Linked DNA regions of Mus musculus: region 2 is linked to region 1. The links are chromatin loops, found by intact Hi-C in ENCODE. Cell type or tissue: heart. All regions are shown on one strand. Each heading gives the region's core, and the rest is flanking DNA. Links, peaks and the distances in the headings are about the cores only.

The links. A loop is a pair of places that touch in the nucleus more often than their neighbours do. Peaks named below come from ENCODE experiments on the same cell type or tissue, not always from the same donor. Only the 100,000 strongest peaks of a DNase experiment are listed, where the experiment ranks them.
Region 2: a loop joins it to region 1, with 2.3 times the contacts of the local background. A loop is called at or near these places in 2 of 42 quality-filtered maps.

What each region holds. Positions count from the first base shown.
Region 1 is chr6:4,481,593-4,498,243 of GRCm38, reverse strand. No RefSeq gene overlaps it. Among named protein-coding and RNA genes, the nearest start is that of Col1a2, 16 kb to the left of the region's middle. RefSeq lists an enhancer at 12,922-14,781. In heart, for the core only: no CTCF peak of the experiment used is centred there; DNase peaks (open chromatin) are centred at 8,213, 8,713 and 9,693; H3K4me3 peaks cover 1,161 bases; H3K27ac peaks cover 3,396 bases.
Region 2 is chr6:3,995,389-4,012,039 of GRCm38, reverse strand. Gng11 (guanine nucleotide binding protein (G protein), gamma 11) reads right to left here and starts at 8,053. Exons shown (of 2, transcript NM_025331.2): 1 at 7,629-8,053; 2 at 3,595-4,005. The coding sequence starts at 7,724. The coding sequence ends at 3,880. It overlaps Gngt1 (guanine nucleotide binding protein (G protein), gamma transducing activity polypeptide 1), which reads right to left. Exons shown (of 3, transcript NM_010314.3): 3 at 14,604-15,388. The coding sequence ends at 15,260. In heart, for the core only: no CTCF peak of the experiment used is centred there; a DNase peak (open chromatin) is centred at 7,919; H3K4me3 peaks cover 2,267 bases; H3K27ac peaks cover 2,345 bases.

The sequences.
Region 1 (16,651 bases), core at 3,757-11,756:
ACACAAAATCTGGAGAATGTCAGCACATGTTTGTAATCCCTGTGCTTGGGTAAGGATGCAGGCCTACCCCAAGGCTCACTGGCCAATCAGCCTAGTCAACTTAGGTCATTGAAAGATCCTGTCTCTAAAGTAAAAAGTTGTTTGGTACCTGAAGAACGACAACATTCTGCTCTCTCTGCACACACATTAGTATGTATACATTCACATATAAAGCATCTGAAATCCTCATTTAGTTATGCTGAAACACAGAATATACTATGAAATAAAATATAAAAATGCAATTACAGCCACCATGATCATCCCTCTTAGCTACACTTCCTACTCTTGGATAATGTTTTCCTTTTGTTCCAAGCCTTTACTACTTGATTCTGTTCTTGATTCTCTTTGGTTGTGTAGACAATAAGCTGGATATCTGGGAAGTCTATTAGTTGTTCCTTACTGGCAGTTTTTATAATGTGAAAAGAGAACAGTTTTAGTAATCTTTTCTTGATTCCATGCCTGTTTGGTTAGCAAGGTTTACATGGGAAAATGAGTGCTTGAGGGCATATTTTCTCTCTTCAAGCAGGTCAGGTGGTTGGAGGACAACTGAAGCTGGTGCTGTGGAGTCTCGTGACAGCCTCAGATGCTTCCCTTCGCTTTCGACCTATCCCTGGCACAGTTCATCACCTTACAGCACACTGCTGACCTGGGTTCCATCCCTCCTTATGAAGTAGGTCAGTTAAGGGAAGGAAGACTCGTGGTTAATGCCAAACCCATTGTTTACAAGATGCCCTCAGGAGCCCAGGTGACTCATTGCAGACACATACTTGCATTATTTCTGTTGTGTCTAAGACCTGTGTCAAGATACGAATAAAACCAGCACTTCAGAACCTTTCAAAAGGTAGTGGTGGGGTTTCCTTCCAAAGCACCCAAAAGATCCAAAAATTGTGGAAGATGCAAAGCTAAAATAGACACCAAAGTTGTTACTTGTGTTTGTGAGTCCCTGATGTGGACATTTATGTGCATCTAGAGATACTCTTGCCCAGACAATAAGATGACCTTAGACAGCTCGAAGGGCCAGCATTTTCAATGTTGTTTGCATTGACCTTTTTTTTTTCTGTCTGAGTCAAATGAGGCATCCAGTATCTACAACTCACCTTCCAATTTGTCTGTTTAATATATGTTTGTGTACACACACACACACACACACACACACACACACACACATACACATAAATATACATCATATAAACACATACATATGCACATACACACAAAGACACAGAGGACATATACATGATGTGCCTAGTCCCTTATGACTGATAAAACCAATAGTTATTCATTCATTTGTCCATTCTGTCAGTCATGTTCCTATAGTCCCTTCACGATAGACTGTGATGCTGGGCCTCAGGACATGCTTGTGGCAAGTCTCCCAACCTCATCCTTTCTTTCAACCCTGAAAGGTGGGATACTCTAAGCTTTAGTGGCTAAGGTGGACTTGCCTGCCTGGGTCACTGACAGCATTTCCCCAGGGTTCTTGGTTCCAGCACATGTGCTAACACCTACAGGCCCCTTGCAGGGCCCTCTCAGATGACAGTCCTGGCATATTATCTTTATGTGTTGCCTGCTTCTAACTTCAGCTGCTAGCTGCAGCTGTTTGTTTCTGTTGTGCCTGATCCCAGTCTTCACTTTTCTCTCAGAATCTCCATCTGAGATAAGGGGGTGAGTTTCAGTGCCCACCCACCCCCTCCAGCTTCCTGTGCTCACCCCCCCCCCCCCGCCATCTTGTTTGAACTGTATGGCCAACCAACAACTGTGGAGGTCTTATTGTGTAGCAGGTGTGAGCGTGGAGAGATAAGATAGAATTTCCAATCTCAGGAGAATGTTGTTTGCACAGTAGATTTTCTCCAATTGTGAGGATAAGGAAATTTATTTTTGCAGCTTGGAATACTTAAGATTTTAGGAGACAAATAAAGTTAGGAAGGGATTAAATGCACACCTTATAATTCTTCCTTGCAACAGAATGTTCAAAATAGCATGCTAAAAAGTGTCCCTGACTTCCTGTGCATCTTCAGTTACTAAAAGGAAAAGAGTCAGAGGAACTGGTTCTGCTTGGTGAGGTCGAGGAAGCTTCTAGGAGGAACAAATAGCAGAATTGATCCTTGAATGACTTTAAAAGATAGAAGGAAAAACTTCCCAGGGCTATGGCACAATGTGCATTGAAGATGACATTTATCATAAGGCACACTTAAACAGCCATTGTTGTAGTGATTTCCCACTAGAACAGTGGCTTTCAGCTTAAGGTAACTTTGTTCCATCCATGGGAAGCTTTTGGCAATATCTGGAGACATTTTTGATGGTCAGGACTAGGCGTAGGAGTGTGTGCAACTGGAATCTAGGGAAAAAGCCAGAATGTTGTTCAACATCCTTCAGTACATAGGGAATGGACCCTACACAAAGAGTTTTCTGCATCTGTGCCAGCATTGACACCACTGAGTAAGGCTGGGACCTTCCTTGCCATCAGCTCTAGCATGTTTGGTGTCATCACTGACACTCAGGTGACATTTGCTGAGAGATCACAGACAATAGATATTTAAAGTTAGTGGTTGAAGCCTAATTAAAGCGTATTTGAAAAATTGGGTAGAGAGAAATAAGGAATGGGGTCTCGTCTTATATCGTGTTCAGGAATCCTTCTTTAATGAATAGTCCCTGGAAGATCACTAGAGATTTTGTGCCTGACACTATTACTACCTGACTTATGCTTTAGTAAGCAACAAGGCAGCAGCAGGAAGAGCCCACTGCTCTCTACTTAGTACTATAGACTGATCTCCCACTAGAACAATGGCTCTTGGCTTAAGGTGATTTGTTCATTGTGAAGCATTAGTAAGGAACTGTGCATTTACATAGCAAGGAACTATAATCCTATAGGGAGAAGGTCTAGTTCCTTTTCTTATATTGTAACCAAAACAGATCAAAACAAACAAACAAACAAACAAACAACAACAACATCAACCTCAAAAACTCCAACCACAAGCAACTTTGGGAGAAAAGGGTGTATTTGGCTTACATTTCCAGGTCAGTTTATCAAGGAGGATGGTCAAAACAAGAAGCAGGTACCATGGAGAAAGTTTGCTGGATGAGTCACTTCTGGTCACTCAACCTCACTTTCTTATATGGCATATAACCACCTTAGAGATGGTGTTGCCTACAGTAAACTGACTTCCACTACATCAGTTAACAGTCCCTCGCTGACATGCCCATATACCAACCTGATAAATACAGTTTCTCAGTTGAGATTGCATTTCCAGATCATCTACAATAAGTTGACAGTTAATGCTCTCTAGGACAGCAGAGACTGTGAGGATCTAGCCTAGAGCTTGGCAGTGGGGGCAGAGCAAGCAGGTCACATGGGGCACACACAAGGTGTTAGAATTGAGAGACCCTCATGGTCAGTTCAATATGGAATATACGATGAAGTTTTTTACTTGGGTGTGGGTGTTATTACAGAGGACGAAAAAGACAGGAAGGAAATTAGGGTTTGAAAGTTTGTATTTATGAGTTTGCCTTTGTGCCTTTGTCAAAGTGTTAATTTAGATCCTCACAGTCAATAGATATTTGATTAATCAATAACCTACGCTTTGAGGATATCAACATAAATAGTCCTAATTCTTACAGTGTTGCCATGTTCATAGCCTAGCCACAGTAGACACAAGCAGAAATGGCTCCTGTCTGTTGACAGATGCCTGGATAAACCGAATGCTCAATAGAGCTCTATTGAGTCACTGGAGAGAATGGAGTACACGCATACTGAACAACAGACCAAACTTCTAAAAATATGCCAAGTGATGAAACTTAGACACAAAAGATGAGATATTTAATGACATACTTGCATGAAATATTCAGAATAGATAGATCCATAGGGGTAGAATCCACTAATGGTAGGCAGAAGCCAAGGATAGAGGACAATAGGGAATGATTGCTTGATAGACAGGAGAGCACTTTTGGGGTGCTAAAAATACTCTGGCTCCAGGTAGTTGTCCAGCACCATGAATGTACTAGAGGAAACTGGCTTTTACATGTTCAAGTAGTTAACTATACTTTGAATTAGTTCGTACAACAAAAAGCATTTTGAAGTTTCAATTGAACACATCTCTCCTTTTCTTATCACAGGAAGCACCCCTTCTTGTGAGAATGACTAGTGAAAATGTAGCGAATCAAAGGGGACAATGTATAATTATGTCTCTGGTAATACACAGTGTTCTTCAAACTGAGAAATTATCTGGATAAAGCCAGCAACAATGAAAGTCCATGGCAGGAGCAGAGGAAGAAGCAAGTTCAAGAACCATTTTCTCTATTTTTGTGGTCCTGATTGCTCCACTTTATGTGAGTCATAATGGAGTCATTCCAGAGACATAAGTGGCTCCATCAACATCACATGGCCACTGAAGAGCAGAGGTCTGAAATAGGCAGGCTCACCTGGTCTTGGAACTTGAATCTTTTATTTTTATAGCCTTGATCCCCAAGGTCTTGGCAGAGAATAAAGGCAAATGATGACAGTAATAAGTAGAATGACAGAATTCAAAAATTTGTTTAAAAACGAATTGTAAAAGTTAAGATACCACTGAAGCTTCCTTTAATGTTTCAGATGCTTTCTAGAAGAATTGAAGAATTCTCAAATATCTAAAATATCTAGCTTGTTTTCAGAAATAAGGAATGGGGAGAAGGCTATGGATACGGCTTAGTTGATAAAGTGTGGTGTATCCTGATTCAAATCTCTAGCATCCACATTAAATACAAAAAAAAAAATGGGCAAGAAAGTTATGGAGGGATTAGTAAGGAAGGCACAGAGTAGTTTCCAAAATTCAGTACAGGAAAATTCCCCATGCAGGATAGGACTGCATTGCACCATCTCAAATCTGACACCTCAACTTGGTAGCTACTCTCGCTGCTAATAGAATAGCTTTCAAGCTTGACAAGAGTTTACTTTACATAGTGTTTAGAAAGCATGTCCTATACATTATCCATTTAGCCATGACAATGTTCCTTTGGGAAATGCTTGACAATTTTGTCAATAACAACGAATAGCCAAATTGATGCCCTGTGTCTTCTAAATCAAATTACCAAGGTCTCATCATTCATCCATCCATGTCATGCATTTCTGCCAAACTAATTATGTTATAGTCGCCCACAAAACTTTCATCGACTCTATATGTTTTACATCAGCAAGAAGAGCATCTCTGCTTGACAGTGTGGAGGGTATCTATAACAATTAGAACCAGTAATGTATTTAACCTTATTTTCTACTACTTAACAAAATGCGTTGCATTATCTATTGCTGCCGGGGGGATTATCCTACAGTTTAAGTGGCTTACAAGAGCAACATTCTTATGTGTTTTGGTTTATGGAATTCAAGGAAGTACATCAGTATTCTGTCTTTCCTTGGACTGGCTGTGGTCAGGTAGGAATTATCTGGTAACTGATCTGCTATGAAGCATCCAAGATGGCTGGTTCTCCAGGCTGACAATTAGCAAAACTAACTAGACAGCTAGACTCAGCTGAACTATTGACAGAAACACCTGTATCTGGCTCCCTAGACAAAAACGAGATCCCCTACTACTGGCTTCTAGAGAGAAGACTTTAAGAAAGAAAAGAAAGTACTACAAGACTTACTTCTTACCCTGGACAGCTTTATATTGTCATTTCCACTGTGTTCTATGATAAGGACACATGTAGTGCCAACTGATACACATGACATTATAACACAAAGTTATAATGGTATGATTACCTGGAGGCATCTTTCATTAAGGAGTGACCTTAGAAGATTAATAAACACACTTGACTGTATTTGAAGAAATTTTCATTCTTTCTTTTTAGACCTCAAGTTTTTCTGTGTGGTCCTGGCTGTCCAAGAACTTGTTCTGTAGAACAGGCTGGCCTTGAACTTAAAGATCTACTTGTCTCTGCCTGGGATTAAAGGCCTGTACCACTACTGCCTGGTTCAAACCAATTTTCATTGCATTCACCTGATCTACATCTGGATCTATACTGTTTTTCATCTTTCCACTAACTCCATCCTAACCCTCAAGGATTAGTCAAGTTTCTCACTGAACCATGTCCCTTCAGTAGATTCTGTGGTCTTCAAATTTGTTTCCCTCATTTTTGAGACAATACCATTTTTTAAAAAAATAAAGTCTTGTAGTAAGAATAGAAAGATAAAGACTGAGTTGAGGCATTTGTATGAAATAATTCTCAGCTTTGGATGCCAGTTTGGGTGGCGAAGGCCAGCAATACAAAACAGATTTGACACGACTACTTTGTCTTCAAAAGCAGAGAGGCTGGAGCTACCATCTATAGAACCAAGACTCATCAGATGAAGAGCAGGAATGTGAGGGAAGACTAAGTCCCCCTAGAACACGCCACTCTGATCATGTGGTGGGGAACTGAAGTAAAGGAACCTTGTAAGCAGTAAGGGGTGAGGAATGGACCATGAGAGGGAGGTCAGGAAAGAGAGATTCAGGTCTGGAGTTGGCTGGAGGGGAAATCTCACTGAAGCTGTGTGACTGACTGAACAGTCTAGGTCAGAATTTGTGAAGATGGATTTCAAATTAGTTAAGGATAGATTTGATGGGGATTTTTGAGACACAAGGTAGATAAGGATTTTGAGAAAAGAAAAAGGGAAAGACACATGGCTTAGTAGGTTTCTCATGATCCAAAGGAGAATGAGGTATCAAGATAAGAAAGAGAGTCAATGTTAGATGATGAAGGAGAACTAATAAATACCTTAAAATTACAAGTCGAAGATGTTGATGACTTAATGACTCTTGAGAGAGGTGCCATTTAGAGTAAGTTAGATTATATCCAGTGTGAATGAACTGTGTGCTCCCAAGTAAGAGCAGTAGGATCTTTTTTGTTTGTTTACAAATGTAGCAATAAAAGTAAATCCATACATCTCTACAATGGACTTACAAACACAACTACCACAACTACTTATCTATCTATCTATCTATCTATCTATCTATCTATCTATCTATCTATCTATCTATCTAATCTATCTATCTACCTATTATTTTATAGGGTCAGGGATTGAAGCCAGAGAATCTTGAAGCAAATGTTCTACCATTGAGCTACATATCTAAAGCCTGTAAGCAGCACTCTCAATGTTAAATATTCTTCTCTGACAGTGTCATTAAGAGGAGGTATGTGCACGTGTGTGTGTGTGTGTGTGTGTGTGTGTGTGTGTATACACAATGCAAAATCCAGCTCTGCATTAACCTCATTAGAGAGCTGAATTTTTCATCCCAAGATTCCAAAGTAGACTTTGGACAGAATGCAAATATTTTTAAGTTGATTTATTTTATTTCATGTGTATGAGTGCTTTGCTTATATGTATATGTATGTGTATGTGTATGTATGTGCAACATGTGTGGGTGGTAACCATGAAGCTCAGAAAGGCATGCCAGAATTCCTGAAAGTAGAGTTGTGGGTGGCTGTGTACCTTTATATAAACTCTGGGAATTGAACCTGGGTCTTCTGTAAGAGCAACAAGTTCTCTTAACTGATGAGCCATCTCTCCAGCCCCCAGAATGAGAATCTTTAGGGTGGGCCCCAAGCATGTACAGGATAAAAAGGGCTTCTGGATTGACCTACTGGTTGAGGGGCACCTAAGGACCACAGACTTCATAGAAGAACTCCATGGGGGTAGTGATAAAAAGAAATTAAATTGTTGGGGTAGAAAAATCATAAAATGAAAGCTACAGCAAGAATTCACGATGCAAAGAAGCAAAACTGAAGACAAATATTCCTTATTGAGAGATACTGCATTGAGTCATAAATTGTCTTCTTTACTTTCTTCTTCCTTTCTCTTTCCTCACCCTCTCCTCTCTCTCCCTCTCTCTCTTCCCCCTGTCCCTCTCTCCCTCTCTCTTTTTTTCTCACTCTCTGTCTCTTCCTCCAACCTCTCTCTTCTCTCCCAACCTCCCTTCAGCAAGCAACGTGGACAGTTTTGTGAGATTCTATCTTTAGAATGTCAAGCTTGCCCCCTTCACCCATCCCCCCCTACCCCCGCCAGCCACCTCCAGCCTGTACTGGGCTGGGGGAGGAGAGTAAAAAGAATGTGTTCTGTGAGTATGAGTCTCAGGAACCATTTCAAGCCAAACAGTTCCTAAGTATTTGATGTCTGGAAGATGGGGGGAAGGGAGTGGGCAGAACTCTGGCCATTTGTCATTTCCTGGGAGGTGTTCCACACTTAACCCTTCAGGGAAGGGCATTTAAATAGATTCTAGGCTTGGCCAAAGCAGCTCCAAGCCCTAGGCTTTTGGCTTTTTACAATCTTGTCCTTCCCCCCAACCCCCACCCCTTGCCCCCTTACATTTCCTGAGAAGATGGCTGTTTTCTTTCAAAGGGAAGCAGGTAGCAGTGTTATGACTTTGGCTAAAGAGCACATTGTGTGTGTGCTCACACTTAATTGTGACAATTCAAGACCCAGACACAAACAATGGTACACTGCACTAAGGGCTTTACACAGAAATTATTGCATGGAATTACGCTGTGTGTATGTCTTCACGGGAAAATCTTTACAAAACTCAGTGAGTGCCTGGCTTTTGCTTGAAACGTGCAGGAGAAGAAAGGGTTACACAAGCCTGTCTCTTCTTGATGCATAACAGCTGGTAAGAAAGTACAGCATCTCCCTCACCCTCAGCTCTGGGACTTGGACTAAGTAACTCACCCCCAATACCATCCCCCACTGCCTCCCTCTGCTTAGTAAGATTGCCTGCAAAGTTGAAATCTGGTGTAAACAAAGACAGCCGCTTTTGGGTCAGCTGAGCCCAAGATGGAGTTAAGAGAAGCAGGCAACAGCTCCTTTGTAGTCTTCAGGAAGCGCAGCCACTTCTGTGCTGTTTTCTAATTACTCAAGGTGAGTTGTGGTAGTCTCCCAAAGAGACTGAGGTAGAACTGAAGACCCCACCTGCAAGCTGGGAAGTTCCACACATTCAATTATGTGAACAACACTGGACAGCTTCTTGCTGTACACAAGGCACAGTAGAGAACAATTTTCCTGCCCCTCTAATCAGTGTCTTACAGAACTGAACTTGCTTGCTACACATAAACAGGGACAATAAGATGAAGTGTCCCACCAAATGGCACACCCTCGGGTCAGCATAATAACCACTTAGGTTGTGGAGAAATCCACAAGACTCATGAGGTCCTTAACTAAACACATGGAGGAACTGTGCATTACATTCTCTCCAGGTTGGAAACTGCTTTAAATAGCACTCAGGAAGAGAGTTTAGAATGTCTGAATCCTTCTCTCCCCCTCTCCCGCTCTTCTCAGCTCCTGTTCTCTCCCTTACCCCATTCTAATCTCCCCCCTCATCTCCTCTCCTGTTCTCCCTCTTCTTCCTTTGTCTGGCTCTCTCCACTTCTCTTGAAGATAAAGCAAAGAGTAATCCTCGCATTTTGAGTAAAATAGTGGATAATGTGAGTGGAGCTAACTAGTTACGATGGATGCTGAAGCCCAGGAGAAAAAGGGTGTGTGTGTGGGAGGAGATTCACAGAGAAAAATTGGGGGATCCATGAAAATGAGGAGTGGGAAGTAGGAGGGAGAGGAGGGCATGATTTCATGAAAGTTTTGCTATGCATGAAAGAATTGGTCCTAGGATGGAGGCTGAGCAACAGCTTCCCCTGGGGAGGAGCCTCTTGAGCCACGTTGGCCTCTTTTTGGAAGGGGAGGGCTGTGGAGCTATGGTCAGGCAGGGTTCCAGCTGCTTAGCTATGTGGCATTGCTGCTATTGTTGAAGAGAATTCTTTCCCTATGACACATCTGTCTTCTCAATTTAATAGAAACTACAGTTCTTGGGATTTTTCTTGCCATGAATTTGAAGGAGATCAGAAAAGAGAAACTTCTCTTACTCTCCCCTCTTCCCCCGATTTTACAAGGAACTATTTGCAAGGCTACTTTGTAAAAGAAGAATTAAGAACACAGAAAAAAAGAGACAGACTTGATCCCTCCCACCAGATGGATATTCAGAAAGAACCCATCATTTATCATGGGGAGAAGTCCATTAGTGTTGATCGGCTGTGTTTAACTGACTCTGTGTGGAGCTTTGCTTTAAAGTGCTTGTGTGAATATAATGATCAGCGTCCTGTTGCTCCAATTCTGTGAGTTAAGTGGTAACTTCTGCAGCTAGGTTATTAATCTGTCGGCAAATTACTAAAACCCTGGGAAGAACGGAGACAAGAGAAGGGGAATATCCCCATTTATTAGGAGTAATGTTTTCTCAGCCTACATACGTAGAGTGAGGAGCAGAAAGATCATTTGTGAATTTATCAGTGACTTTGGAAAGTCAAGGGGAAAAGCTTTGCAAATTCAAACTCAGTTGTTCTCAACTGGAAGTCTAGGGAAGAGGTCACTTAGCGGTTGAACTAAAGATGGTAGCCACATTTGAGGACTCTGGTTCATGGTCATTTTCTTGGAATTGGTTCTGAGGGCCCCAATTTCTAGAAATAAAACCCCCTAACAAGGCAGAACTCTGCATGGTTATTTATAATCAAGGTGGTAAGAGGATTTCAGGGGTAGGCTCAGTGAGCTGTGTTTTAATGTCATCCAGTGGATTCTGATTCTAAGTGATGCTTATGGAACTCTGGGTTAATAACCCCATTGCTCATTGCTGCCACCACCTACCCCATCTGAAAGTAACTCACTCGTTGTATTAGCTTGCTAGGGCTGCTCTAACCAAGGATCATAAACCTAGTGGCTTAAACAACACACACACACACGTGGTCTCACCCTTGTAGAGGTTGGGAGTTTAAGTTCCAGGTGTTCATCTTCCTGAGCAGAGTTCTAGGAGCCAGGGTGGAGGCTGGGCGGTCGAGTCGACTCAGGAACTCCCTGTTCTGTATCTTCACATTGAATACCCGCCATGCCAATCTGTTCACACAACCTTACTTGTGTTACAAAGACATTAATATTGCCTTCCAGCCCACCCAAATTTAAAACTTATTAGGTCTTTGAAAACCCTCACTTTAAATAAGATTAAACTTTAAGTTTCAGCATATGCTCAAATTCTCCTTAATCACTCCTCAAAAGAATAGTTGAGAGTGGGAGAGTTAATATTCAGGACACTTTTTAAAAAAATTTCTCCTAGGTTTCAATTATGGGGTTTACTGTAATTCTAGAAATGAAGAAGGTAGGTTCCTTTGGCAGATATTATTTTAGCAAAAGGGCCCACTGTGCCAGGAGCTTCAGCATAGCCACCAACCTGAAAAGACTTCAGTTTGAACCCCAGTGCTAACAAGTGAACCATATCTTTTAGACGTGATGGACTGACTTCTGGGTCTATCAGACTAAGCCCTCCTTCTAGGACCTGGAGCTGTTTAAGGTTCATATATTTGTAAACAAGTCATATGTGCTTCTGAGAACTATAAGCCTTATTCTTTCCTGTCTAAGGTGCCAGTCATCTTGCCACCCCAGACAACTAGTGATTTCAAATTCTTTTAAGTTTCTTTCTGTCACATATATATGATTATATACATATATGATATATAGACACATATCATCAACATATATATTTATTACGTATAGTATCACTCCTAAATTTTGTTGGTTAGATTCATGTCACAACTGGCATAACAAAAATGAAGCTCGAACACATGATTAGTCCTGGTCAAAAGCATCCATTTTACTCAGGTTGTCAGTGGGAAGGAATGTAGGTTTAGACAACTTCTTATCTTTTGTGTACATCTGCAGAAAAAAGAGAAGAGGTGCTGATCAGTTTCTGCCCTTGAAAAGCAGTAAATACTCATTAATTCAGACTTAATTGTGAATTTGTGATTATGTGAACACACCAAGTCATATAAGTGGGATCATAAGGGGAAAAATTAATGAGAAGAAAAGTTTTCCAGAGTAGACAGGGAACAAGTAAGTGACGATGTAATTCTGTCTGGTTAACAATAGTGCCCCCGACATCGAGCATCCTGCCTGGGAGATAATATCTTTTCAACAAGTTTATGTTGAAGAAATGAATGGAACAGAGGAATAAAATCTGCACTTACAATATCCGCAGATGTTGGCAGCGTTTGTGCTGGGGCCAAGCTACGATACTCTAATTGCAGATCTTCCTTCGTTATTTATTCAATCTGAATCTCAACGAAGCAGCTCTCGGTCGAGTTTTAATTAGCGTTGGTTCTTTAAAGCAATAAACCTGAATTTCATTAAAAGAATTGCATTACCCAAATTTCATTAATTCATAGTCTTCCCCCACCCCCTGCCCTTCATTTACTATGGCATGGTAAGGTCTAATTTCGTTGAAATGACCAGAGGGAAGAAAGTGATACCAAGTAGGAAGCATGAAAACTGATTAAGGAGAAGATTCCAATGTTTGTCAGAAGCTGTCTCTCTTTATGAACGTCATTCTTACCTAAGAGTGGGAAGGACCGAACCACAGTGGTTGAGAGTACAGATTGATGGCTATGGCTGTCTTTGGGGCACCTGAGACATTGGTAGGAAATACAGAAAATGATTGTATCTTTGGAGATCAGGACATTAAGTCCCTCCTTTGAGAAAGCGATCACTGTTACCCACGTGAATGAAGCAAAACTTTTAATGTGGCTGGTTTAAAGCCCATCAAAATAGCGCTGTATTTTTATTTTATTTTATTTTATTTTTATTTTTATTTTTATTTATTTATTTATTTTTTTACCAAACTTCACTTGATTCCACAAATGAACACCAGTGGATCCTTTCCTTTTAAAATGTATTCACGTTCTTTCTTTATTTAAACTTCACAGTTACGAGTGAGCTAGAGGCAGGTAGTATGTTCCCTTGCTTTGTTTGTTTGGAGCACTGTCAAAGCTAAGCCAGAATGATGTTCTGAGAAAAGCTATTCATTACCACTAATGGTTAACCAAGACCAATACTGGGTGTACTTAGCTGCAGCCTTCATTTTCCCCTCCTATTTAGAACCAAGCAGGCTATAATTGAGAGAATTGAGGAGAGAGATGGGCACTTTCATCAGTCTCAACATCCATTTTATTTGGGCCTATGATCCAATTTTCTTTAGTACGCCACAGTGTCCCCTGGTTCTGGGTACTCCGACTTATTTTTCATGTTTACCTGGAAAGCATTTTCTATGCTTTGTTCCATGTGCTGTAGCTTTTATGGGAATTTGTTTAGTTTTCCTCTGAATGTAAACGTGTTCTTAGAGGCTTAGGTGCTTCTCTCACATGAAGCCAGTCAAGCTTCTCTGCCGCAGCAAGCTCTGTGTTCTTGCTGATTATCAGGGACATTCTGTTGGGCAGAATGGAAACAGTGCTACAACAGTAATTAGATTTCATCGGGATGATAACCAGCAAGATTTTTTAATTGCAGAGAATGATCAGAATGGTATGTTTTGCTGCCACAGAATTTAATACGAGCAGCCCTTTATTAATAACAACCCCCTTTCCAAACATGTGGCGTGTATTTGCGGTTCATCTCCACTATGGCCTAATGATGTTAGATTCCTTTCATTAGTAAAAAAGGCTCAAGAAAAATCTACATATCTAGATAACCAACCCAGTAGCAGACCCAGAAGGGAATTAAGTGTCTAACTTATAGTCCCATCGCCTCTCAATGGTCAGCTGCTCAGCAGAGAAAAAGCCAGTTTTCTAAGTGTTTAGACCACTCCCTAAGCTGCCCCTTCACTTTCAAGAATGTAAACAAAGAAATGTCTACTGTTGTGATTAGTTTTAATTGAGTGAAGGATGAGAGTGAAAGGAAGCAGCAATTTGGGTTGTTAGAGCCTAAACATCTTGGACCTCTGTGGCACTTACAGACCCCCCTCCACTTCCCTTTCTTCCTGTCTAGAGAGGACTGGGGAGACCAAAAGGAAAGCAGAAACAGATGTGTACAGGTCTTGGTGACCTGCCAAGAGGCTGATGTTTTATGCAGATACCCACACAAGCACAGCCGATAAATGTTCCATAAATCCACAGCTGCATCCCTTCAACAGGTACCAAACAATGCGGAAAGTCTGCATTTTTTCAAGGGGACAGGGGCTCTGAAAGTCTGAGGTCCAAGGCTCTGCACACAGAATTCCATTTCTCCTCCAAATTGTCTGCAGCGTCGTTTGCTAAGCATTGTGGGACTCCGGTCTTAACTGATTGCAAATGTCTCTGAGGTAAAGTTTTCCATGGGAGTCACCAGCTGGATTTGGCCAGTGTTCATTCTCTCTTGAGGTAAAATTTGCCAAAAGGGGACGGGTAATAATGAGATTCCCACCCTCAAGTCCTGACGTGGCCATAAGAAGAAGCTGTCAACTGGGGTTTGTTTTCCATGCAACAGAAGTGCAGAGCACTTACAGAGACCAGGTAAAGTCATTAAAAAAAAAGTAACTGGACTCTTACTTCTGCTCAGCCAGAGGACTTCCAGTGGTTTGTGAGTACAGCCCCCAAAAAAAGAGGAGCAGTTTCCAGAAAAAACACCTTAAGCCGCCAAGCCAAGCAATCTTCTTAAAGTGGGTAAAAGCAGGGCTGGCAGGGTGCAGCTTGGAAGCCAGAAACCTTCCTTGTTTCCTTTGCCTGCTCTCGTGGACCCGAATCCTGGATTTTAATAAGGCAGCAAAATTGAATTGCCAGGAAGAACGGAGCTGTCACCTGCTGTGTATCTTCATTAAGAATTGAAATTCTTCAAAATAAGCTTTCCCACCAGGATTAAAAGACAGAAAATCTATTGTCACAATTTCTGGATGTTTGTTCTTGTATTTCCCAAGGGTCAGAAGTCGTCATTAAAACACATAGTTCTCTTCAAATTGGACTTCCTTGAAAAGAGTGTTATTAGTTCTTTTTTTTTTCCTTTAAAGGAATCATAAGTAGAGGGAAGACAGGGTTGGCCTTTCCAAAGCAAAACTGTAAGTTAGTAGGTACTCAGTACCTTTGCCTGAGATATTCATGTCTGTTGACTTCTAAGCAAAGGTCAGAGCGACTTTCTGAGTTATTCTGGCGAAGTTTCTTCTGTTTGCTCTCCAGATAATGTCAGCAAGGCTACTATCCCGTAGCTCAGCCTTCAGCATAGCATAGATACTGAATGTTTATAAATCAGTGTCTCACTAAGTTGTCCAGGCTGGTCTTGAACTTACTTCGTGACCTGAGCCTGCTTTGAACTTGTGATGCTCCTGCTTCAGTCCACAGAGTAGCCTTCTGGCTACAGCAGTGTGCCACAAGTTCCAGGTGAAGGTTTTCTTGTTGTTATTTCTAAGTCATATTATTTGGGGAGGAAACTCAAATAATTGTCTTCTGGTAACAGTGTAGTCTAAACTGGAGTGGCCCTCCACTTTTCAGGGCTTGCCGTGTTCTTCCTAGGACAAAGCAGCGGTGGCTGTATCATACTCATTTGTCTTTGGCTTTTATTGTACTATGTTGCTCCACTGTGCAAGGTAGAGTCAGTGACTGTTTATCTTTATACATGGGCTTGGTCCAGACACAAACTCCCTTATATTTTGATGCAACGTCTACACTGATGTCATTTCAAGAATAAGGAGAGATGGCACTGAGACCCTCTTTTCCACAGTTTTTAAAAGATCACCAAGTATATTTCATCTATTTTGCTCAGTTTTGTGTAGTGGTAAATTATTAAAGTCTGCTCTATGCTCCTGGCTGTGCACCTGCCCAAGAGCACTGGATTCATGAATGAAACACACACACACACACACACACACACACACACACACACACACACAAAACTTTATATTTAATATGCCTTGATTAGCTCAGTGATTTTGCCACTCCAGAACCTCTACGTGGCTAACACACTACCCTCCGATATGGTTGAGTTAATATTTGCTAAATCTACATTTTGTTTCTGCTACCCCAGACCCAATTGGGATAGTGGCCCCTGGAGCAGCTTTCCTCAATTCTTACATATCGGTGGGCTTTCCCTCTGACCTCCCATCGTGGTCCATCGCCTTCCACCTCATAATGGCCGAATCCCTCTTCCTATTCCTGTGTTTCTTCTACAGGAGTCTTGAAAGTCTTGCCTCTATCCCCATGCCCAACCATGACTGCTGGCTCTTTATTGAAGAATCAAAAAAACCCAACTGTTGGGTGGGACCTGCAGCAGACTTGAAAATTCCCATGTAAGCACAAATCAAATCCCCAACATTATGCATTTAGATTTTGATGTACCTCATAAATTCCTAGGAGAATCAGCCTTGTAAGGGTTTTCCTGGGGTTCTTTGACTAAGAACCCTGAGAGCAGGCATGGATGAGACAGATGGGTAAGTCCTGATCATTGCTACCTTTGTGACCTGTTTGTGGGTTTTAGGTTAAGAGGCTACACATTTGAAGAGATGCAAAAGTAAGCCAGGAGCAGACTACAAAGGACACCAAACGTCTCAAAGGAAAGCTTCATAGAGTTAGCACATTTTCCACAGAGGCTTCCATCCCTTCCCATCTCCATGCGAATTCAGGCCACATTACTCTCCCAGGCTTCCATATCTGAGAAGCCAAAGCTACACTTGTCCCACCTCATGCTCAGCTTTCCTTTTATGCTAGATAAAACTAAAGCTCTTATCGTTTTCTCTACAAGTCTAGACTGTGTAACAAGGTCAATCAGGTCAGCTAAGCATCCTTCCTGTGGAACACCATCCCACTGGCACACCTCCTCAGCTGCAGCAACAATACATTGAACATAGCCATC
Region 2 (16,651 bases), core at 3,554-11,553, 490 kb after region 1:
TGTTCTTGAATGCACAGATATCCTCTTGCCTCTGTCTCCTGAGTGCTGGGATCAAAGAGCCATCACATGACATTCTTTACAGTTCTTATTGAGTGGTTCTAACATCTGATGCCATTGTTATTGATTGTGGTTGATTATCTTATTATAATCAAATTATGGATTTCCTGAGATTCTTATGACAAAGACTTTAAGGACATTCTAGGTTTTTTGAAATGATTCTGTTGTCCCTGTTCTATTTCCCCAAGTGGGTTTTTATCTAGTTGCCTGAACTTTGGTCCGTGGCAGTTTGGGTTTCAGAGCCCTGGTGGTGCTATTCAGGTCTGCCCAGGTGAACTGGTGCTGTCGAGCATCCTTCTTGGAGCTTCTCAGTGTCATGTGAGAAGGAATGAGAGATGCTAGCATCAGCTCTTATGTTTTTTTTTTTATCAGTTTCCTAGGATACTAAATAAATAAAATTTAATGTAGCTAAATAGAATTTTATCATTTTCACCTGTCTCTTTTTATTTAATTTGGCCTATGCCTAAATGGGCATGTATAATTTATGAAAATTTTCTCTACTCAGGGGTTATCAATAGTTACAGATCTTAATTAAACATTTAACCTTTTCTTTTCACATGTTTACAGTACCTTTTAAACCGTGATTTTAAAGTTAGAGTTCTCAATTTTAGGTGAACATGTTGACTAATTTGTAGAACTAATCTTATCACAGCACCTTAATATGATATTGAAATGTCTAATTACTGCAGTCAAACAACATTTAAATAGAGATTAGAAAGAGGAAAAAAACTAGTTATGACTACATAAATACCACAAAGAGTATACAGAACCCGTTTCATGACTAACAAAGCATGTCTATATGATTGTCTACATACTCTTTATGTAGCAAAGGTTGGCCTTAAACTCCTAAACATCTTGTTTCTACCTCCCAAATCCTGGGATTTGGGGATACACCATTTGCATATTCTTGTGGAAATTATGTGTGGTCATTTTGTAAGTATTCCCTCTGTAGCCAGTTATGCATGTTTCTGTCCAAGCTCTATGTTCAAGATTTAAAAACAAAAAGAAACCATGTGAGGTTTCTCTCTCCCTGCTGCTGCTGCTGTGCAATGAGGAGAGCAGAGCCCTGACTAAACACATGAATGAGAAATGAACACAGAGAAGTTGCCAGTGAGCTTTGATAAAAATGCAAAAGCTATTTAAAGAAGGATTGATAACCTTTTCAATAAAGGGTGCTTCGGCAAGGAGTTATTCTCACAGCAATCTGTAAGTAAGTGAGACCTCTGTCAAAACAATACAGCTTACTTGAAAACTGACCCAAAATGACTTAGAGACTTATAATATAAACCTTTTAGAAGCCATGAAGGAAAAAGTATATAAGGCTAAGAACATGCATATAATTTTTAGACGACACCAAAAGTATGATCTATAAGAGGAGAAATTAATAAATTGTCTTGAGTCCATAGGTTTTGAGATTCACTCAACGCATAAAACATAGCAACCATTTGTGGTCTAATGCTGATTGATTACACAATCATATAGTTGAAAGCAACTGAACGCATGATTTAAATTCTACTTAATAAATTCTCACTTGCTAAATGTTCTTCTATAACATATTCAAATAAGCATTTTTTCATATCTTCTCACTGCAGATTATCATTTATCACTTGAAACACATGATACTATGCTACTCTCTGTTGACTAAGTTACCAAGATGAAACAGAACAAAAACATATTGAATAAAAACACCTATAAGCTTGGGTATTTACTGGGAAAACAGAAGTTGGATGGCTGATTTGTTTATATGATTGAAGGAGACATGAGAAACAAAATGCAGGATGTGGAATTCTCATGAACGGGTGGCTGGATGTATAGATGGTATGCATTGCTCTGAGAGTAGCTAAGCAATAAATGCTTTGTTTTGACCTTTGTAAAAGATTATAGGTTATGTAGTATGAGTAACAAGAATATGTTTTCTTCCTTATGCAAAAATGAAAATGTGATAGATAACTATGAAGAAATGAACCAGGTTATTACAATAAAACTTAATAAGCACCAAAATACCAAAATCACATGTCATATTAAATGTTAAGTGTCCAAAAGCAAAACCACACCCTAATTATCAGTTGTTCCATGGTGCCTGGAAGAAATATGTCCTGACTACTCTTAAACCCACCCCACAGTAGATGGTACTTTGAGCTAAAATTATCCCTGGGCTCTCAGTAACCCCAACTGATGTCATCACTTGGAAAATAGCAGGAAACAGTCCCTGTGTTAAGTCTTACATAATTACTTTTTCAAAAGCCTGAGTATCCTGTTTCCTTGTCACCAGGGGAAAAACAGACTTCCCAAGTGAGGATGCTGACAGACTTCAGGAAGCTGTTGGAGGCATGGGCCCTCTGACTTGGCTTGGAAGAGGACCAGGAAACCTAATGCAGAGAAAAGATACACTGGAGGAGAAACATAGGCTTTAGGTCCCACATTTAATACCATAGAGCAAGTTAGGAGCTAGATCTGGTTGAACCAGAACCTACTTGTAAAGATTTTATTTCTCTTTTGTTCCAAACCTCTAGCACTCCCTAAACAAGAAACTGAGGGGAATGAAAAAGTTTTTTTTCTGAAGGAAGAAAGGTCTCTTTCATTGCTGTCTTAGTCACAGGTGCCTTCATAGAGGACTTCAGCGGGAATTGTATCTAGGCTATTCTACTTCCTGCCTAAAACTACAGAAGCTTACAGAAAGTGGAGCCATTGATTGGAAGGGGGGTCTTGTAAAGCACAGCAACAATGGAGGAGGAATGGAGGACATGAGCTTTTTCCACATTTTTTTCCACAATGATAGAAAAACATCCAACTGATCTTTTACAATTAGTCAAAATTCACTATTGCTTTTGGAGAAGATTAAAAAAAGGTGAAGGAGGAGAAAGAAGAGGAGGAGGAAGAAGAAGGAGGAGAGGGAGAGGGAGAAGGAGAAGGAGAAGGAAAAAAGGAGAGGGAGGAGGAGGAGATAGGAGAAGGAGGAGGAGGAGGAGGAGGAGGAGGAGGCATGTTTAACTGTGCCTACAGTGGGCTGGCAGAGTGACTGCAAAATATTCAAACATCTTCCCAGAGGCCACAGAGCTAGAGAGGAACCATCCCCAGACCTGAAGAGAACAAGGAATGCAGATCTGGGTCAGCAAAAGAGCAGCCCTGGCAGCCAGGGTTGGCCACCTAAGCACTGCTGGGATGAGGGTTCTCTTTCCCATTCACAGACTTGTCCCATTCCCAAGGACACCAATGCTGGGATATTTTAAGCTAACTCATCACAAACCAGGGAAGTGTTAATGTCAACTTGGTTTGGCAAAGTTCCTGACTCACCGCCTGATTTCTGTTAATGTCATTAGGAATTCTACCCGCTGGGTTCCCTAATAGTTGAAGTTACATCAAACACATTCCACAAGTCAGAATTTGGCATTGTAAACACATGAATCAGGGAGAGCTGGATTGGAAAACATGTCATTATATCCCTAGTCTTCTGATATAAACCCCCAAACACTGAACAGGTTGTAGAAAACAACTCAAGAGTTAACGAACAAATAGTGCCGTCTTAAGTCACCAACATTGATTTTTCCAAGATAAAACTTTATTGGAGACAGCAAGGAGTATACTGAAAGTGGGGGAGCCATGCCTTCATTCCATAACTGCAATCAGATGCTCTCCTCTGAGAGAGAGTGTGTGGGGAGCCAAGGTGAGAAGCAGGTATGATTCACACCCCAACTGCTTGGAGAGTGCTTATATGACAGTCTTTTTCTCGATTTTATTTTTTCTCAGTTCTTCAACACACACTTTGGCTTCATTTGGGGGAAAATTAAACAAAAGAACAGAATTTCCCTCCCCCAGAGTTACTTATGAAATGACACAGCTGCCCTTTTCTTTGAAGGGATTCTTGTCTTCTGGGATTCCCTTTACCAGAGGATCCTCTCCAGAACGTTCTTCAATGTAGTTCTTTATTTCCTCAGAACATTTAGATACCTATAGTATAGGGAGAGGGGATCAAAAGAAATAAATTATGACAAGGAAATTGAACTTTGCCACTGGTTTTTGTAAGGTTCATATAGTTTAATAAACCATCATATTTCTAAAAAAATATTTTCCTACTCTAAGATTATTATTCTATTTATATGTCATATAATCTTTGAGAAAAATATTGTTCAAGAAACAAATAATTGAAAGTCATTGTATTAATAGTTCACCCATGATCTTCTATTCATACTTGTCCCATGATTTCCTTACTCTCTAAGACGCGAATATAACAGAGCTACCACGTTCAAAATCTCTGGATACCAGGCAGCTATAAGGCAGTTCCCAGGTGTTAAGGGTGTGCCACACCCCATGTCTCATGCAAGGGGGCATGCCGTACTCCAGAATTCCATGGAGTCACAGCTAGAGTCATAGAAGCAGCAGGGAAAGGCTGACAGGGATGTTAGAATTTCCTATCCAACTCACTCTGAGTCTTGCCTCAAAACCCCTCTGATGAGTAAACAAATATTATATTAAAAGCTTCCCTAGAGGCTTAGCAGGGTAAACTGAGACTCTGGAATTTAGGGAATCTGCTTAAACTTTTCTTCTCATGGGACAGGATTGAATTGTCTCTCTAAGAATTCTATCCTTAAGAGACAAGTTGCAGGTTTATTTTTTTTTTAAAGAGAGACTAAATTGGAAATGAAGAGTGAGACTGAGTGTCTTCAGAACAGTCTGTTTTGCAAGTGGTAAGTTTAAAGTAAAAGTTAGAGACTGATGAAAAGTAGCCTTTGAGTGACTCTCTCTAAATGTGCTTACATATGCATCTCCAAAATGCACCAGTAATAAGCACGTGTAGATAGCACAGTGTTAACGCATTTTGCATAATTATGAAAAATAAACTACTAATTAAAAAGTGGCATTCAAAAATAAACAGAAATAGGAATCTTATCGTTTCATTATTTCCTCCCCATACCCTAAAGTACTGTTTGCACGGCCGCGTGTGGGACCCACTGATCCAAAATGGAAAACTAGGTCAAACAGTTACAGGAATTAAAATATGATAATAAATACTATCTTTCCAAAAATCTAACTACTGCTAGCATTTCTAGTGTGTATGTTCTAAGGGAGTTCTCAGTGCTAATAAGGGAGTGTTTAAATCCGGAGTCTGTGGTCCCAGACGGATCGGATCCCGGTACGGTATGATCCGATCCGGGTCCCCACTCTTCCTGCAGAGGCTCTTTCATTGGGGTTCTGAAAAGATCCCTAATCTCCAAAAGTGGGTAATTGCTCCTTCTGTGATTGAGAGGATACACCTGACGAATAATTAATTATCTGCAGGCAGATATAACCTGCGTCTTTGTCTGCTTGGCCTGAGTTAACACAGAGTTCAGGTGTTAACGAAGGATGGACAGGCTGACCGGAAGGGTGCAGGGAAAAAGACTACTGAAGTACCTGCCTTATGCTCTGTGGCTTTAAGTGAGGAACTGGTTATCGCTTCTGGGACTGAGGGGGTTTTTCTTCTTTCAAGTGAGGGATTGAGTGAAAACCAAGCACCACAGTGCTTACCCAGCATCATTATAATCGTCTATATGTCATAGCTACAATAAAAAGTTTGGGAATGGAAAGGAGATCCACCATCCACTTTGTGTCCTGGAAGAATCACTCTAAATCTTTCTCTTGTCCTAGCAAACACCAAGAATGTTCTAGGAAACCTGTGCTGTAGGGTGTACCCCAGGGCTGTGGTGGCTGACCTGGAAACTGTAAATAAGGATGTTTGACTTGTACATCGGCACACCCAGGATGCTGCCTGATGTCGACTTTGCAACTTGTCCTTTCCTATACCCTGTAAATTCTACACAATGATGCTAAATACTCTGACTTTCCAGCTTTGCAAAGGCTAAGTATTATTTCAGCACACACCATACACCATGCTGTTTAATGTGCAATCCCTCTGGCTGAGACTGGCCAAACTCTGGGGTTTGTCATCAGTCAAAACAGCCCCCTCCAAGAAATAATGTTATCCCTTAGTTCTCTCAGCTGTCTTATTCCTCTAATCACATGATTTCTTAAAGTTACAGGAAAAATAGAATATCCCACTGCAAAATCGAGGAAGAGTGTGAATTTGTATGAAGCAACGGGCTAAATCAGAGTGGAAATTTCATAAAAATGTAAAACTCAAAAACTTCCAGCACCTCCCAAAAACAATTCAGGAGTATTAAGCTTTATCATGAATGTGTTTGGAGCCTGTTTATATAATTTGCTTCATTTCTATTTCTTCATTCTTTCAAATAATTGAAACAGAAGGCTAATGTCAAAGAGCCTGAGGTGTGGCTCAGGTGTGACCACATACACAGTGCCCAGAGTTTGAGCCCTAGTAATCCCAAACTCTTAAAAATAACATCACTCCATAGGGAAAGGCTGGAAGAAGCTGAGGAGGACTGCAACCCCATATGAAGCCCAGCAGTCTCAACTAGTGGGGATCCCTGAGATTTCAGACACTGAGCCACCAGCCAGGCAGCATACAGTAGCTGGTATGAGCCCCCCATCCCTGCCCCACTCATATACAGCAGAGAACTGCTTGATCTGGCCTCAGTGAGAGAAGATGTGCCTAACCTGCAAGAGACTTGAGACCCCAGGGAGTGGGGAGGTTTCGTTGGGGAGGGAAGGTGGGAGAGATAGGGGGATAGGATGGGATGTGGAACTCTGTGGGAGGGCGGACCAACTGGGAGAGGGAAATGACTGGGCTGTAAAAAAGTACAAGTCATAATAATATCAGTCCAAATTTTTCTTGCTCTGGGGAAAAAATTACTTTTCTTCAAATTGAACAAGCTATCCAAAAGTTTTTTTTTTTTCTAAACGACTGGTTGCTTGACAGAGTGGGAAAAGAAGATTAATGTAATCAAGGCGCTTACTATCAACAAAGAATTGAAGTAAAAATTCCAAGTTTTCCATGGAGTTTCAGTGAACACTCCTGGGTATTTTTTCATTGACTGGCCAGGGTGGCCTGGAACTCCTAACCCTCCTGCCTCCACCTCCTAAGTGATTGAAAATTACAGGCATGCACCACCACACCCTGCATTTATTTATTTATTTATTTATTTATTTATTTATTTATTTATTTTACTTTGCAGCCATATCCCATACAGTATAAATGTAATTATGTGTCTATAAGTCAATACAGTAAAGTCTATTAATCATTTAACACACTTCCAAGACAAAATGGAAATTGCATACAATTTGCAAATAACAGAAACTCAGGCAGTGCTCTCAAGTCCCAATGGAGTCAGGATCTTTGCAAAATTAAAGCTAAAATTGTTGGGAGATTTTCAATGTGGTTTTAGAAACATTCTATCATACACCGTCCTTTCCAGAATGGAAGCCAGCTGCCCTTTAAGGGATTGGTTGTCTCCCCTGTTTGGGACTCTGTCTTGATAACATTTGGCTTTAGATTCCTTATTAGTTCCTGGCTCTTCTCACCTTTTGCGATTCCCCCACATCATCTAGAAGGTGGAGCCCCCTTAAAGAGAAGCTCCCAGAAAAAGACACCCACCCCTACCCCTCATCGTTTAATCCAGTAATCCTGACCTTGGCGCATTTCTGAGAGTGAATTCTGAAATAGCCAGCCACCTTACCTGTTGTCTCTGCAACTTGACTTCTTTGCGAAGTTGCTCAACCTCCATCTTCAGTTTTTCCTTTTCCGGCAGATCCTCGATGTGAAGGGCAGGCATCTTTGCCCCAGAACTGGGCCCAGAAGTCACTTGTGCAAGGGAGCCACTGGAAGCGCCTAGAACTGGGACGCTTCCCCAAATACCCGCGGGCCCAGGCTACCGCCCCCCGCGCGCAGGACGTGACTGGCTCGGGAACCGCAGCTCCCAGCTCCCCGGGGGCTCGGCTTCCTGCCCAAGCCTGCTCCCGATGGCCTTTCCCAGACTCCAACCAACTTCAGGGCGGCTTCTCCAGGCCGCAGCAGCCCTGTAGCCAGGCAGTCTGCCTAAATATGGGACATCCTCCTGGCTGCTCTGGGCAGGCTGCAGACCCTGCAGGAACAGGACCAGGTCGCAGCTCTGGGCTGGACTGCCACAGGACTCTTGCCACGCCCGGGGGAGCTGCTGGGCTGGAGACAGAAGTTTTACTTTTGTTCTCTCTCTCTCTCTCTCTCTCTCTCTCTCTCTCTCTCTCTCTCTCTCTCTCTCTCTCTCTCTCTCTCTGTGTGTGTGTGTGTGTGTGTGTGTGTGTGTGTGTCCAACTTAACATCCGGGTTTTGTTTAAAGCCAGGAAAGGAACACTACTCAGCAGGAAATAACTAAGGATCCTTAGATCCTTCACCTCTCCAAGTTTTAAAAATACACAGCATATAACTTTTCCATACACGTAGTGGGGAAAGTGGATATTGGGGAGGAAAAGAAGAGCAATATGGAACCTAGCTAGGTCTCAGAAGTATACAGCAGAATTGTGTTGACACATTCCACGTGGTTTCCTAAAAGCTCAAAAGGCCTTTCACAAAAATATGTTTGGAGGACAGAAGTGGTTTGAGATGCGGGGTGTTTCCTGTCATTAAATGACCATCTGGCTTCTCAATAATAGAGCTTTCACTTTTGGGGAAGGAAGACGTAACTCTGGGAGAATAGAGGACACCCAGAGAAGCCTAACAGAGGCTCAAAATCCCCTCCAGAGTTTCTTCCATCCCCGCAAGTTTTGGGAATACTCCTCTACACGAAGGGGCAGTTTTCTTGCTTTTTAACGTTTTGAATTCCTGGCAGACTTCCTTTCCTGGATGTAAGCAGCAAAATCACTTAGAAGCAGAAGAATCCCTACATTATGAGAACATGGTTCACAGAGAGCAGCCTTGGATAGCCAGGAGAGTCTACCGGGACATACTTAAGCAGGCAATGCCAACCTTTACTGGCTCCGTTGGTCATACTGCTCAAGGACAAGTAAAATATAACGTTTACGTAGGAAACCTGCCCTTGCAGTACTCGACTCCCTGTTCTTCCCAGAGACAACCTCCCAACTCATAGTTAAATGTGGATGAAGAGTGGAGCCATTAACTGAATATTTCAGGGTACCTGACCTTAGATACCCATCATTGTTTAGTAAGCACAAGCTTTGTTTGTGCAGTTTCTCACCAGGCTCTGCTGACTGTCCTCACTGAATATATTAAGATGAAAAGAACAATGGGCTATTTAATGAGTGCTGTTTGGTAGTCCTTCCAACTCTTCCTGAGCCATCATAGCTAAAATTCACTTATGTTTTGTTTTCCCATTTTAAAATTATGAAGTGAAGGAAGAGAGTGAGCTGCTGGGGTGTGTGGTGTCTCTAAGACCTAAATATGCTCAATCGTTTTTGGTTTTGTTTTTGTTTTTTAACAAAGGAAATGTTTAAACGTTGGACTTTTTGTATTTGAAATACCAGAATTTGTCAGGTTGAGAGTTGGACTGTCTGGTGAAGTTTGGCTTCTTAGTGAACTGTCAAGACAAACTCACATCTGTCTGAAGAACCCAGTTGTTGTTTTAAATTCCCTATGTCTTAATGTCAAAAGGTTGGCTAAAAATAGCTTATGTAAGCCAGTGAAAGGAACTTAGATGAATGTGGGCTAAAGTAAACAGGTCCTATACCAAAATTAAATAAGTTGGCAAAGAAAATTAAGGTACCTATATCTGTCTTAAATGATAGACTATTTTGGCTAGTAAATTTCTTCTTTGTTAATCAGCTAGTTGCATGCAAGGATATATATTTATAAATCCATATTGGTTCATGAGCATGTTCCTCAGCCTATGAGACTTAAAGTTTAAGTATTAATTTATATTTTTGCTTTCATTCTCAGAAAATTCACAGCATATCTTGTTTGAATAAAGTAAACTAAAATGTGGAAATGTTTTATTGTTATTTGGTTTTAGGTGGTAAAATGATGCAGTAACTTTAAAAAGTGGAGGGGTCTGTAGGCATTCAACTTTAAGACCCAAAGAAGAGTCACAGTAAGGAATTTCCCAAGTATCCTTGTGGAGATGCTCCATTGCCAGTATTCTAAAGTAGGAGTTCCGTTTGTTTTAGTTCTTTAGCTCCTGTCCCTGCTGTTGTTCCGAGGACTCTGTGTTTCATACATGCTAAGCAAGAACTGAATCACCTATACAGCACCCAGAGTAAAAAAAAATTTTAAAAGTATATATTTAAAAAAAAAATAATAGTTTGTACTGGCGGATTCAACTGTGTTACAACTTTATACTGTGCATTATTCCATGAGAAAGTTATTTACAGGGTAGCATGACTAAGATATTAAGTCATACCATAAGGAAACTGCAGGTGTAGACAGAATAAACTTTTGTTAAGCATCTGGCCAAAATCTATAGTAATCTGTTTAATAAATGAAAAAGAGTACGGAGATGATGTGACTGGTAAAAGTGCCTGCCACTCAAAACCTGAGAACTTCAATTCAGATCCTTAATAAACACGTAGAACAGTGGAACTTGTTAATAATCTACAGCGATAGGTTGCAGGTTGGGACAGAAATCAGTGGATTCCTGGAGCTTCCTGCACAGCTAGTGTGTCTAGCCCTTTGAGGAGTTCTGGGCTCTGCTTAAGAATTCATCCCAAAAAACTGAGATATGTTCATGCAGTGATGGTACCAGCGCTGTGGGAGTGACCAAGTGTCCTGTGCTTATACTCAAGGCCGACTCCACAAGAGGAAATTTGTGCTGGGAAGTATAAATCTGTTTTAACAAAACTTGTGGGTGGTGAGGTCATAGTTTTGGGAGTATCTTAGCTAAACTAATATACAGTCAAACGGCCTTCCAGAAAACATTTTTATAGACAAGTGCTACTCTAAGTCTTGATCAGATGATCTGCTTGCTAGTGAATGACTGTGAATGCAGAGACTCATGGCTGCTCATGAATTTGATAATAAGTGAAGCATGCCTTCTCAGTCCTAAGAAAGCCATCTATGATCTCCTCCCCAAGGCATGGGAAATGTGAACATCGTGGTATGAAAGGAATTGAAGGATGGGGGACTGACTGCAAACACCAACTTTTGGTTGGGGCTCAAGCATGAGCTTACAGTAGATGCAGACTTCTGTACTGAGGTTACACAAGAGTGAGTCTGTTGGCTGTCTAGCATGGATGGAGGAGTGGCTTCAGGGGCCCTACTGGCGAACTATTGGCTACTGGTCGATTTGGGGAGGAGAGTTACTACATCAGTTGTTTCCCCTTTGGAAATCCCTCTAGGTTCAGTTCACAGTTCCAGTTCCATACTTGTGGGCTGACAGTTGCTCTGATTAAAGTCAGTGGGTCAGAAAGAGAAACAATAAGACTTGGATTTGAAAAGGGACTTTGGAGTTGAGTGTTGATAACACAAGAAAGAAACAAAGTAGTGTGTGGAGAAAGTAATCAGAATGTACTACATGCATGTACAAAACTAGCAAAAAATCTATCTTAATTAAATAGCAAAATACAGTGAAGATTAATAGCAGTAGATACCTGGTGTTGATGTCTGGTCTCCACATACATGTACAAACAAACAATCTATATATACACACACACAGACACACACACAGAAAAGCAAATATTTGCACTTATAGACTGTAAAAAAATCATGATCTTGAAATTAAACTTTTAAAACTTAAAATTTTTAAAAATTCTCTTCCAAATATATCAAGTTTACTGCTAAAAATCATATGAAGGAGGTTCTTTATAAAAACATCAAAAGAAGTTATGTTGCAGTAAAAAAAATGCTAATTTGAATTCTTGGAACAGTATTCTGGACCTTATGTTATCATGTGTGTTAAAATAATAAAAAAATAAAAGAATAAAAAAAAATCCACATTCGTTTCTGCTTCTCTTTTCTAGGAAAAAAACAAACTAGGTCACATCCCAAAATCTGCCTTCTGAAATCATAAAAATAAATGATAATAGCATAGGTTATTAAAATGACGGTTTAAGAAAGGTATTTTAGCACATAAGTGTTTTGCTCTGGATTCATTTGATATTTATAGGAGTTTGATTTGAAAAAAAAAAAGCAATCGCAGGACAACTTGTAGAACTATATGTTCATTCAAGGCTAAGCATTTGCATGTGCTTCCTGTTTTAGACAGAGATGCCTTCAAGTCCCAGAACACCTCCACAGGCATTTGTAACTTGCTATACCAACCAGTTCCTTCCTCTATGATGTTCATATAAGACTTTAAGACCCTATCACAAATGATAATTCTGGTAGTCAAACGTAACCAGCTTTCACATATGACTCTGTTTTGGAACTGATGAAATTTGTGATCAGAATTTTCAGAAAATTGACTAAAATCCACTCAATCCAAATAAGACTGGGCTGTTCCCCCTCCTCTTCTGGCTCCTCTTCTTGGTCTTCATCTTGGTCTTCCTCTCTGTCTTTCGCTACACCGTGAACTGCCCTACAAGCTGCACCGCAAAGTGTATGTGATTCAAATGATGCATTGTATAATTACTCATGCTTACTAACACGCCACCAGGCTTTGTTGAAGAGCCAAACAGTGAGGCATTCTAGGAGATTTTGTTGTTCTTTGTTTTTTGTTTTGCTTTTGACTGCATTAGCCAACTCCCCTGAACCAAGTAACCCCTGGCTCTGAAATGACAGTTTCTAAAGAAAACAGAGTCACTGTCAGCGGCAGCTGTGCTGTCTGGGGGACAGTCACAGCTTCGTTTCCTTCTGTCTGGATATCTTCCTCTGCCATTCTCTCCTTTGTGTTCTTGCTTATTGAAAATCCAACAATATGTATTTTTATTCAATAATAAACTTAACGTAGTACATAAGAATTCTGCCTTGCCCACTATAAACATTTGGCAAGTATATGCTTTTCTGTTTTTAGTCGAATTAAATATTAATGAAGTCAGTCTAATTCTAGTAACAATTTGTGATAGGTTTGGCTGTTACAAACTTTAGGCTTTGGAAAATTATGATATCACATTTAAATGAAGACTCTAAAATTATATTTCAAAGTAAAGTAATATTAAATGACTTCAAAGTATATAAATATAATCTTGAGGGGGCATAAGAAATTATCTAAAAAAAAGACAGGCCGAAATGGAGTTGGGAGACCTTTCAGGTGAGGAGATCAACTTGACCAATTTTTAATGGGAAGATCAGGGTACCCTGGCAGCTATTCTTATTTATACAGGGACTCTACGGGGATTACAGCAGTGAATTTCATTAAGGTTTCTATGTGACTGTTTCTGAGCTAAGAGATTACAAAACCCAAATAAAGATCATCCTTAGTTCATTTTATACATTTCAAAGAGTTATATTTGCTTGTTCAAAATTCTCCATGCAGGAGATGAACTGAGGTTTTAACTTTGAACCATCAGACTTCAACATCTGTATCAAGGTGTAGGATAGAAACTAGAGATATGCATTTAGAGTCTGCTTTGCCTGTTGCTGAATGTCCTAACAAAGACTTTGCATTCAATTAGAACAGAAAGGAAATATGGAACTGTTTGTTAAATAAACACTAACTTGTGGGTGGAAAACCCCTAAAGACAGACTTCAGTCCAAGAAATAATTACATGTAATAGTAAAATGGGTGGTGATGTTGCTATGGAGGAACAGGGAGTAAAGACAATAGATGGAAATGCTGGGGTCGGTGGAATAATTGACTTTTGTACTTCTCAGTAGAAGAAAAGTAATTTCTCCTTAGGAAAAATTGATGAGATTGCATAATTTACCCTGGAGTCTTTATAACATATGGTTTCTCAAATGAAGACACTCAGAAAAGGATGTCGACATCAGCCCATGATCCTGAGCCCTGACCTCAGACGTCTGCCAGACATCCTGAGTCTATAGTTTGCCTGTTTGGGAGAAAATGGGTTGGGTTGACTATTTCCTATGATCTAGTGGGAGAACACTGAGTGGACCTTCAGACTGTCAGCCAGAACCAATAAATAGTACACAGTTTGCTTTCTATCACCGAAGGGATGGGCATCACTTTGTCTTGTGGTATTCTGATGACTAAAGTATTCAAAATTCACTGTCCATGGGAGGTAGCAATTAGGAGACAATGATAATAAAATGCTTTGCTTTATGTAATTATACCTGTTGTTTCTTACAGAACCAGAGACATGGTGGCTGCAATGCCTGTTTTGTGTGACTTGCCCTAAGCATGGTATGCACTGTGATAGTGAGGACCTTTTATGGGAATGGAATGGAAAGGGTTATAACTGATAACATCTTGAAAGTTTTTTTTTTCTAGTTCTTTTTCTAATTTGTGATGGTTCATAGCTAAATGTTACTGTGTCTCACCATGTGTCAGACAATATATGCTGAGCATTTTAGTTGTATCCACAACCAGTATTATCTTCATCTTCATAGAGAAGAAACCATGCCTTAGGAAGAAGCATGAAAGCATCAAATTCGGTTAAGCAGGAAAGTGGCAAAGGCCAACTTCTATGTCTCCAAACCCTGTGCTCATAACTGGTTAAATTCACTATGTTCTGTGACCACAGACAGAACTCTTAATACAGTTGGCACTCTGGAAAAAAGTCACATCATTAGTGACAGGTAGAACTGAGTAAGAATGTACACGAAACTATGTTAACAATAGCCCTATTGATTGGGGTGAGGGAAAAAAGAAACAACTGAAAAAGTTTCAATAATTAATGTATATTATATATAATAGGCAATATGTAGTATACAATATACTACAATATACAGTACATATAAAGTATATATATACATAGTTTTTTGCTAAAATAAATTATCCGCGTATTGAAACAATAATCTTTGTAGGCCTGTGAGAAAATTGAGAATAAAATATGTTTAACTATAAAAATTCTAGAAGAGGCCGAGCGGTTGTGGCGCACGCCTTTAATACCAGCACTTGGGAGGCAGAGGCAGGTGGATTTCTGAGTTCGAGGCCAGCCTGGTCTACAGAGTGATTTCCAGGACAGCTAGGACTGCACAGAGAAATCCTGTCTTGAAAAACAAACAAACAAAAAACAAAAAAAACAGATAAACAAAAAAAAGTTCTAGAAAAGTATCATTAATATTGAAAGAAAAATGAAGGAATATAAAACTGCAAAGGCAGTTTAGAATACACTGCTTCTAAAGCAGGGTTCATCGATATTACACCTAATTCCTTGTTAAACCTTATGTGAAATACTTCATGAAAAAATGAGTTTACATATTATTACATCTTTATTTTTATTAAAATTTAATAATTTAAACAACATACACAGTTTAATTATATAGGAGAACAGTTTGCATTATCATTAAAATTCTAAATATTCTAAGAAAATGCCTTCCCGCCTATGAAATCACACAGCCTCCTTTGAGTTCCTTGAAGGGGTTTTTGTCTTCTGGAATCCCCTTCACTAGAGGGTCTTCTCCAGACCTTTCTTCAATATAATCTCTCACTTCTTCACAACATTTGGAAACCTTAAAAGGAAGGAGACAGAGATAACTCAGAATAAGAACAGAATTCTGCAGACGATACAAATGTATTTATTACAATATATTTCTATGTCACAGCTTTTGAAGATGATTCCATCTGTTTTCTGCCATTGCACACGTCTTTTCCAGGGTGGGAAAAAATCATTCCCACACTTCCCTTTTAGATGTCTCCAGAAGATAGAAAGCTGACCCTTGAGCTAACATTTCCTAACAGGCCCTTCCTCTAACTTTGTCAAGGAAACACAAGTGGGAGATTTCTCCAAAGTATGTCTCTCTTCTCTTCCTAAACCTTTAGTGTGAAGATGGAGGAGAGTGAGCAGTTGCTAAATTCCTGGCTTACTCTCAGTGTCAGATTCTCAGAAGTGCAGACTTGCAGCTTTAACTCAGTGACTGTTCCTAACAGTGTACAGCATATGCTCTAAGAGGTCACTGACTGGCTATTTTGTTTAGTAGCCCAGACACCTAGAACAGAGCCTGTGATGAACTGATGCTAACAAGCTAATGTCTGCCGAAACGGGCATTCATTTATAGCCTTATGATTATGATTTAGAAAACAACCAGGCTTCAGTGCTGGAGCTACATAGGTAATATTGTAAGTTATGTAAATAATTTAGTGACTTTTCCCCATAAAATTGTATACCATATACACATACATGTACAATTGTATATATGCATAAATATATATGTGCATTTTAAATTCTATATTTGGAAATAGTCCCAATCTAATGGTACCAGGAGATGAAACCTTTGACAGCAGCTTTCACCCTGAGGGTTAGCTCATGATCGATCAGTGTTAGCACTGAAAAGGACAGGTTCACTCCCTCGTCTTTTTGAACTATGTAAGAACTCACTGAGAAGATACTACCTGGGAATGAGGGCACAGGCCCTGGACTTGGATGAGCACAGTTCCAGAACTGTAGAGAATGACATCAAAATGATTTACCACGTATGCAAAGGCATGCAATGTGTTCTAATCTCTTACAGCAGCAAGAATAGACTAAAACAAAGTGTGTGTGTGTGTGTGTGTGTGTGTGTGTACATGCGAACATGCACATGTGTTCTAAATATACAGCAAAATATCTGTATAGGAGGAGGTGGGAGAAGAAAAGGAAGAAATAAACAGTAGTAGGAAGACAACATAGGATTGAAAAGAGTGAGGTTTACAGTATAATATTGTTATTTAAACTTGCAAAAGCAAGAATATTCTAAATAGTGGGAGAGATGGGTGATAGTATATGTCATGTTTAC